Regions from separate parts of the Homo sapiens genome. Here region 1 is linked to region 2. Evidence: read pairs that join two places in POLR2A ChIA-PET (ENCODE). Cell type or tissue: HepG2. All regions are shown on one strand. Each heading gives the region's core, and the rest is flanking DNA. Links, peaks and the distances in the headings are about the cores only. Region 1 holds the start of LOC124902495 (a long non-coding RNA gene). Region 2 overlaps SH3PXD2A (SH3 and PX domains 2A).

The links. Peaks named below come from ENCODE experiments on the same cell type or tissue, not always from the same donor. Only the 100,000 strongest peaks of a DNase experiment are listed, where the experiment ranks them.
Region 1: POLR2A ChIA-PET joins it to region 2 with 6 read pairs; 4 of 35 experiments call an interaction of 5 or more read pairs at or near these places.

The regions. Positions count from the first base shown.
Region 1 is chr10:103,656,413-103,660,796 of GRCh38, reverse strand. All of the region lies in intron 8 of SH3PXD2A (SH3 and PX domains 2A), which reads left to right. It overlaps LOC124902495 (a long non-coding RNA gene), which reads right to left and starts at 637. Exons shown (of 2, transcript XR_007062276.1): 1 at 1-637. RefSeq lists an enhancer at 2,517-3,018. In HepG2, for the core only: CTCF peaks have their summits at 323 (motif pointing left) and 911 (motif pointing left); DNase peaks (open chromatin) are centred at 286, 676 and 2,386; H3K4me3 peaks cover 702 bases.
Region 2 is chr10:103,792,449-103,796,832 of GRCh38, reverse strand. All of the region lies in intron 2 of SH3PXD2A (SH3 and PX domains 2A), which reads left to right. Among named protein-coding and RNA genes, the nearest start is that of SH3PXD2A-AS1, 48 kb to the right of the region's middle. In HepG2, for the core only: no CTCF peak of the experiment used is centred there; DNase peaks (open chromatin) are centred at 2,432 and 3,252; H3K4me3 peaks cover 543 bases.

The DNA.
Region 1 (4,384 bases), core at 95-4,094, 140 kb after region 2:
GTGGAAGAATGTCTCCTTGCTCGGGGTAATTAACCAGCCTGTGTTAATTGCACGTTTCAGGCACAGCGCGGGAATAAATGGCCAGCCCTGCTGGGGTCCCCGTGCCCTCGGAGGCCCGTGGGGCAGGGTGCTCTCAGCTCAGGGATGCCCAGCAACAACCACGTTCTGAGCCAGGGTCCAGGGTCCAGGCAGGACAGCCCAGCCAGCTGGTGGGGAAGGCAGGCCCTGCTGTCACCATGGGGTCCAGGGTCCCCGGGTCGCTGGCAAGTTTGTGGAAGGGCCAGGCCTGCGGGCGTTGGTTGGGGTCTGGTTGGGGATCTGACTGCCCCCTGCCGAGCTGGAGGCCCCAGGACCTGGAAAGCAAGCGCAGTGAGGGGGATGCAGCCAGGCCTGGGCCAGGCAAGGTCCGGCACTGACAGGGGCCGTACTGACAGCTGCCCGGGGCAGCTGGTTCTCAGGGTGCCACGGAGGGGGCAAAGGTACCTTGGTGTCCCTGGCAGCAGGAGTCATGGCAGGTGAAGAGAGGAGAGCCCAAGCCTGTCAGTCCAGGCTTGTTCGGCCCCCAACAGGGCCAGGGCTGGGACTCGAGCCCAGGACATCCATCAGCCCACAGCCTCCCAGGGCTTGCATGGGTTTCTGGGGTGTTTTGTTTCAGTTTCGGTTTGCTGCAGGGAAGGCCCCTGTGCTCAGAGCCTCTCTGAGTGGTGTTTGGTGGATACTTCCAGAGGGGAGGAGCCTGTTCTCCTCTCCTAGTCCCACTCTATGCCTTGCCAGTGTTTAAACCCGGAAAGGAAAGGCAAAGCATAGGACAGCAGTGCCTGCTCCGTAGAGACAGGAATCGAGACACAGGGAGGTTGCGGGGAAGGGAGTCTCCTGAGATCCAAAGCAGAACCCTGTGCCTCCTGGTGGCCAGGAGCTGTGGAGATGCTAAGGAAATCCCAGTGGGCCTCCTGGGGGAGGTGGGTGCAGGCTCCTGCCACCAGTGGCTCCAGAGAACAGGGCTGTGATATGCGTATAGGGTCTGACTTGTGGCCCTCCTGCTCTGAGGTCTTCGAAGTGCCTGCTCCCCTCTCAGGTCAGACTGTGTCTGCCCTTGTGCCTGGAGTCATCACCAAGGTGGTCAGCAGTGACAGTCCTCCCTGGCAGAGCCATGTCCCTGCTGTGAGGCCTCAACCTTTCGTCCCAGGTGCCCACACTGGGCTCCTCCCTGGGCAGCTTTGTCCTCAGCCTTTGTCATGCTCATGGTGCCACGTCCCTGCCCGCAAAGTAAGCTAGCAATGTCATGGGGGTCTGGCTCTGGAAACCCCCAGTACCTGAAGACCCAAAGCAATGGATCTCTAATGGTGACATGGGAGACCTCAGGCGAGGGAGATGTTTGTTGTAGAGCTTGCATCAGGAAAGGTGGTTGGTTCTTCTCAGAACTTCTGGCTAGGGAAGTTCTGAGCAAACCAATGGTTCTCCCACCACGCCTGCCTGTCACACCATAGCCGTTTAACCCTTGAGCAGCAGGAGGTAGTGAGCCCCCATGTCTTTGGGGGCTGCCAGCCACTGGCCAGGATGGCTGAAGATGAGAGCACACAAGAGGAAGTCATCCTGCTGGAAGACTCCAGGATTCCCAGGGCATGTGCGCCCTCTCCCCTCCTATCCCATCTACAGGACCCTGGGACACTGGAGTCCTAGGATTGGGGGAAGGAGCCTTGACAAAGGGGGAGATGCCTGCTCTCCTGAGGAGCTGCTGATGGCTGTTAGAGGTGGCCCAGGCACCCCAGCTCCCCACGGCCACCCGTGGCCAGAGCAGGCCAGTCTGGCACGCAGACTGTGTGAGGGAGCTGCTGTTCTTAGAAGCCGCATTCTACCTGCCACTGCCTGCTGGGGGGCTTCATGTCCCTTAACTTCTCTGGGCTTCAGTTATTCCTTCCATAAAATGGAGATGACCTTGTGGCTGGTTGGAAGCAGGGGCTGGAGCAAATGACCTCCCTGAGCTCTCTCTCAGGTCTGAACTCCAAGGCTGGGAAACTTGGTGGGACTCAAGGTGTCGGGTAGAAAGAGTTTCCCTGAACATGGCTTTTCTACTTCTGGGAGTTTCGTATCTTTACCGTTGGTAGAGACAGCTGCTCAGCTGCAGATATTTGCACAGGACCTGCAGTGCTGTGCCTACCTATTCAAACCCGTCTGTTGCTATCTACTAGGAGGCCTGGAGTATACATCCAGCCTAACCAGAGAAATGAAGTGGGTGGAGGGGAGAAAGGAAGAGGGCCAAGCTGCAGATCTCTGGGATGGTCGCTTCCCAGTTCAGGGAAGCTGGAGGCCTGACGGTGGGGGAGAGGAGGCGTCTTGTGCAACCTGAAGGAGTGGTGAGTGAGGCTTTTGAACTCAGGAACAAAGACCCAATTGTGAAGCCTTTGACCTTGGGACACAGTGGGTGTGTTGAGGCATTTCCATTTGCGTTGTTGGGCAATGGCCCCAGCCAGCACCATCCCCACCTCCCTGGGCCTTGCCTTGCCCACAGGGTGCCAGGACTCTGCCTTTGTCCCCTCTCACTTGGCTGGGAGTGCCTCAAGTAGAGTGTCCACAGGGGGACCCAGCCACCTCTGGCTCTGCCTGCTCATCAGAGCCCCTCTGTGCTCTCATTGGTCTAAAGAGAGATGTGCATGGAAGGTGATTCTGAGTCAGTAAACACCAGGTGGCAGGCCACATGCTTCACATACATCATTCTTTTGGGATATCATGGAACAACACCATGCAGTAGAAGGGAGTTTAACCAATTTGTGGCTGAAGTAATAGGCTAAGAGGCTAAGTAATTGCCTTAGAGTCCAAGAGCTAAGATCTCTCCCCTCAACAGAGGTCATGCAGGGAGGCTGAGAATGGGCCCATCCCAGGTGGGAAGGGTAGAAGTCCAAGTTGGCAATGCTGTAGGTTGAGGCGAGATGCAGGCTGGGTGAGATGGCTGTAGAGCTCCCTGGAACATCTGTGGGGAAGGTTGTCTCTGCATCCCTCCTTCCAGCTAATGGGAATTCATGTTGTTCATTGATCCATTGAACTTAGGGACAAGAAACAGCTGAGAGGGTCTGAGGAAGGTGATGTGTACCTAGGACTGAGGACAAACCTGTTCCAGAGAACAGGAGTCAAACCCAAAGTGAGACTTGAATAGCTTTAAGGAAAGCATTTGTGATCAACCAGTGGGCCTAGGGCCAGACCAGAAGAGGACTCTTTTTCTCCATTGATATACAGGGACACATAGAGCAGGAAGATTCATAGCTTTGGTAGCTTTGCCACCCAGCAAGCCATACCAGGGCATGCAGCCGCCATTGTTACTTTGTCTTTGGAAACCCCTCTACCCTTGACATAAGCAAAAGTGCATAAGGCGCCTCCTCTTTAGGACATTCATTTGCCTCAAATACTGCATTGGCTTCCCTCTCCAGCAGGCATAATTTCTGGCAGCGTGGTGACATCAGGGTCCTGGTCACTCTGATTTGTGTGTTGAGCAAAGCTGCATCCAACTTCCTAGGATTGTTTCTTCTTAGGACTGCAGGCCAGGGGAAGAAGTGGGGAGATGAGTCAACAAAATTTTTCCTGCCTCACCTTTCTTCTCTGAGTCTTTGCTTACTTCCTGGCACCGGGCATGATACATTGGGAGTTCTTATACTTCCATGGAAGCAAGAAATTTTGAGCTCCTGGTCCATCATTTTTTTTACAAGTGAGAAAACCAAACCTTGGGAAGAATTTGAGAATTTTTACTCCCCTCTAGGGTCAATGCTTTAGTCCCAGTTGAGTTGTGAGCGGAGAACAGAAATTCACTCAGACTTTCTCAAGAGACTGTTGAAGCAATAAAGGAAAATCTCACCAAACCCAGGGGTGAGAAGTAAATCAGCCTTAGGAGGCTGGAACTGGGAACCAAAAGTCAGCACGAGCCAAAGCAGCTTCTCTGTCTCTCTTACTTACCATGTAGATTTTTTTTTTTTTTTTTTGAGATGGAGTTTCACTCTTGTTGCCCAGGCTGGAGTGCAGTGGCATGATCTCGGCTCACTGCAACCTCCACCTCCTGGGTCAAGCGATTCTCCTGCCTTAGCCTCCAAGTAGTTGGGATTACAGGCACCTGCTACCACGGCTGACTAATTTTTGTATTTTTAGTAGAGACAGGGTTTTACTATGTTGGCCAGGCTGGTCTCAAACTCCTTACCTCAGGTGATCCACCCGCCTCGGCCTCCCAAAGTGCTGGGATCACAGGCATGAGCCACCGCGCCCAGCTACCATGCAGATTTAAAGCACAGCTATGCTCTTCTAACTGTAGACCAGCCTGCCTTCTCCTCTCATCCGACCATGACAGCAGCTTGTTTGAGTGGCGTTGGTTTCTCAGGACCAGACTTGCATGACTTTTCAGTTG
Region 2 (4,384 bases), core at 240-4,239:
CTTACACTAAAAAACGTTATTTGTCGTTTATCTGAAATTCAAATTTAATTATGCATCCTGTATTTTCACTTGTTAAATCTGGGAGCCCCAGCCTGGCTGAGTGTGAGAGGCGAGGGTGGAAGTAGAAAGATGAGAGTCCAGGCTGGCTCCGGGTAAGAGTGGATGGGCCTGTGCTGAGGCCCCCCAGGCAGCAGCTTTTGTACAGAGCAGAAGTGGCGCAGGCTGAGGAACACACTTTTGAGAAGGACAAGGTCTCTTCCTGCCAGGAGTCTACATCTCGTGAGGAAGGCAAACTTGGAAACAGTTAAGTCCACTGTAGATGAACTAAATACTAGATTGAGGTACAAGCAACATGCTATGAGATGAAGAGGAAGGAAAGAGCATTCTTGGGAGAGGGAACAAAGAAGATGCCCATATGGTCTCTCTCTCTCTCTTTTTTTTTTTTTTTACTTTTATTTATTTAGTTTTTAGAGACAGGGTCTCGCTGTGTCGCCCAGGCTGGAGTGCAGTGGTGTGATCATGGCTCACTGAAGCCTCAGCCTCCCAGGTTCAAGAGATCTTCCAGCCTGAGCCTCCCAAGTAGCTGGGATCACAGATGCATGCCACTATGACTAGCTAATTTTTTTTTTTATTTTTTGTAGAGACAGGGTCCCACTGTGTTGCCCAGGCTGGTCTCAAACTCCTGGGCTCAAGTATCCTTCCGCCTCGGTCTTCCAAAGTGTTGGGATTACAGGCATCAGCCACCACACCCGGCCCCCATATGGTCTTAATTAGTGACAGCAGCCTAGGGTGACATAGCCAAACACCCACACTCTAGTTTGGGGGGATTTGGTTGTTTTTTGAGAATTCTTATCAGGGTAAAATATGTCTCTGGTTTCCTTCCTTCCTTCCTTCCTTCCTGCCTTCCTTCCTTCCTTCCTTCCTTCCTTTTCCTCCCTCCCTCTCTCCCTCTCTCCCTCCCTTCCTTCTTTCCTTCTTCCCATCCTTCCAATATTAAGTGTCTGCCTTGTACATCCAGGCGGTGTGCCAGCTCTGGGACACATTGATGATCCAAAGCAGATCTGGTTCCTGCCTTTATGGGTCTCACAGCTTAGTGAGGGAAGACAGATTTTAGTTAAAAAACAAAGACAAACAATATTGTTTTACACCATTCCAGATGTAACAAAGGAAGGTGCCATAGACATATTATAGGGAAACCTTATACTCTGGGATCAGGGCAGGCTTCCTGAAGAAGTAAGTTTTATCTGACACATCAGTGAGTTATTTTATCTTATTTTACTTTTGAGATGAGAGACTCTTTTATGCTTCTAATGAAAGCCAAAGACTCTCTCCCCAGACAAGTGCATGAATGTGCACCTGTAATTCTAGTAACCTTTTTGGTTATCCATACCCTGCCTGAAATCCATCCATGAGCACCAGGATAACACCCTCTGCTCTTCTCCAGACCTTCTTCTCTCCCCATATCTCCTGCCACGAGCCTTCAGACCCAGACTCACACGCAGGGGCTGCCCACTTAGAACCCCCAGGTACGGAGGCTTTAAAGCTGTACTGTCCAACGCGGTGGCCACTAGCCACATGTGGCTATTTAAATTAAAGTTAATTAAAAATTTTTGAAATTAAATTTTAAAAATTAAATGAAATAAAAGTAAATGTTCAGTTCCTTGGTTGCACTTGCTAGATCACAAGTACTCAGTGGCGGCCGTGGCTAGTGGTTGTGTATTGGGCAGATATGGAACATTTCTATTATCACAGAAAATTCTATTAGACTGGTAGCTTAGACAACTTTGAACACACAACAGGCTTGAGCTGGCTTTCTGGCCACCCTACAGTGATCTGTCACCTCCCAGCCCCTTCCTGAGTTGCCCCCTGAAATCTTCTAGGGCCCTGGCAAGAAGAGGGAGATTATTCTCCTGCACAGTTTGCCCATCCTTAGGGCTTTTCAGCTCAGCGGCTATTCCAAACACTTCTTCTGGAAACCAGGTCAGGTTCCCGAGAGGGCTTCTAAGAGCCTTTCAGATGTGAAGTTAAGAACAGGGAAGAGGTGAGGCTCTTAGTCTCCAAGTGGAAATTGGTTTCTTCTAAAAATAACTCACCACTCAGCCCTATCTGACCAGGAAAAGGACCTGTCCCAGGGAAAGCTGACCAGGACAGGGCCTAACGTCGAGGCCCATTTGGTGATTAAGGGCCTGGGTTGCTTGGAGGTGCAGTTGAGGTGGGAGGAGGGGCGGCAGATGCCCTTTTCAGTTGCTTTCTCACGGGTGGCTGGACCACGTTTCCAGCCTTTGTCTATTTCCTTGCACAGCTCCTTCCTGGTCCCACTGAGGAGGGGCCGGAAGACTCTCTGAAGCCCTGGCTCCATGGACGGTTGTTTCACAACCTGACCTACAAAGCGCTGGGCTACAGTAATTGCTCTGCAAACACCGACTCCACCATGCTGCTATTGCTTTAGTCTGAACTCTGGCCAGCGAGTGCACAGGGTCAATATTTGATCAGAACTGGGAGAGGCCCTTTATTTTCCCCTGCACCGCTTGGAAGATAGAGTTAAGAGGGTTGTTCAGGTTTGCTCATTGGCTCTGAAGGACTTAACCTATTTTGACAAGCTTTTCTCTCTATTCCTTATTCATCTCTCCAGACTCTCCACCCATGCACCCCACCCTGGGGTCACACTCACTTTCCAGCTCCCCAACAGCCCACCTCATGATGGGTGGAAAAATTATAATTCCTGAATCACTAACAACCAGCCTTGGAATGAATGTGTATATGGGTGTGGGTGTGTACTGATGTCACTTACGGAGCTTTATGGGATCATTGCATTTTTAGAGTTAGAGGAGTTCTTATTCCAAGTGCCTCACTTTGCAGGTAACAAACTGTGTTAATTTTTCTATTCATTAAATTTATATAAGCTTTCATTTGGTTTAATATCCAAAGCAGGCCTCAGCTGAGATCAACCTGGGGTGATCCCAGTGTGTGCCAAGAACCAACCTGAAAGCAGAAAAGAGGAGGAAATGTCTCTTCCGCAGGCACTCTGCCTTTTAATCATTGAGGGAATTTGTTCGAGATTACTGACCCTAGACTAAAGCGATGAGGCCACAGCCTGGGGAGGTAACCTGCTAAGTTCTAAGAATGATCTTGTACCAAGGATTGCAGAGAGCTCCAGCACACCTGGTGTGGCAGTGCCAGCTCCAGAATGTGCTGAGCATGGGTCATTGTGAATGCTCACATGCCTTAGACAGAGGAGAACATCAGCCTTGACTGAGGTCATTCACTGGTCCCAGGCAGGCACAGACAGCCTCATGTTGTTTGCAATGGCAAAAATGGGAAACAGCCTAAAAGACCATCCATACAGAGTTGCTAAGTCAACTGTGATATTCTCACAGCACTTAGTACAGCAGTCAAAGCAAATGAGACTGATCCATGGGTGGATCTCCAAGAAACATTCTGAACAAACAATGCAAGTTTCAAAACAGTACTTATAGTATGATAATAATTATATAAAAAAAAACCCAAGAACAAGATTTATATTTTGCAGGTACATATCCAGCATATGAATGTAAATGTTTTTTAATCTAGAAGGCTGTACTCCAGATTGGTATCCGACTCATCTCTAGATGGGGGTTAGGGATATCAGTAGGAGGAAGGGCTTGATAAAGGGGGAACCTTATCTTAATGTTTTACTCTTTTAGAAAAGGAGAATGCATTCATATATTATTTGCAACATTAATATTGAATAGTTAAAGAGTCACCTATTGGGGGAGCTAGGGTTGGTGGGAAGTCAAAAATAAAATATGTCTTTCCTGGTCATTATGGTATAATGGGACAGAAAGCACAGGTGAAAAAAGTAAACATAAGAACATGTCTAACAAGGAGGACATGAAACTCATTATAAAAATCACATTACCTCATATTTCCTGGACCATCATTCTAGATCATTCCTGTGGAATGTAAACTGGTTAGATCCCATTACAACCAACCCCAGGGACCTGTCCAAATTATCTTGTCCAACTGGAATCTTGTATTCAGATATTACTCAAAATCTGCAAACTACATATTGAGGCAGGAAGCAGTTGGGTGGGGGTTCTTGTGTCATGACGAAACTGTACTCAGAGTTGTGTGTTGCTGGGGCACAGTGGCTAAGGGCATGTGCTCCAGGGCCAGGGCACTTGGGTTTCAAGACCAGCCCCAGCGCTTACTGTCTAAGCTTTGATGAGTGATTTAACCTCTCTGTGCTTGATTTCTCATCTGTATAATGGGTGTATAGTAATAACTGCCTCACTGGGTAACAGGAAAAATAAAATGACACAGTCCATATAAAGAAAGCCCTTAGGATAGGACTGGCACAGAGACGCCAGACAGGTAAGCTGAAATGTCACCAATTAGGCCCTCA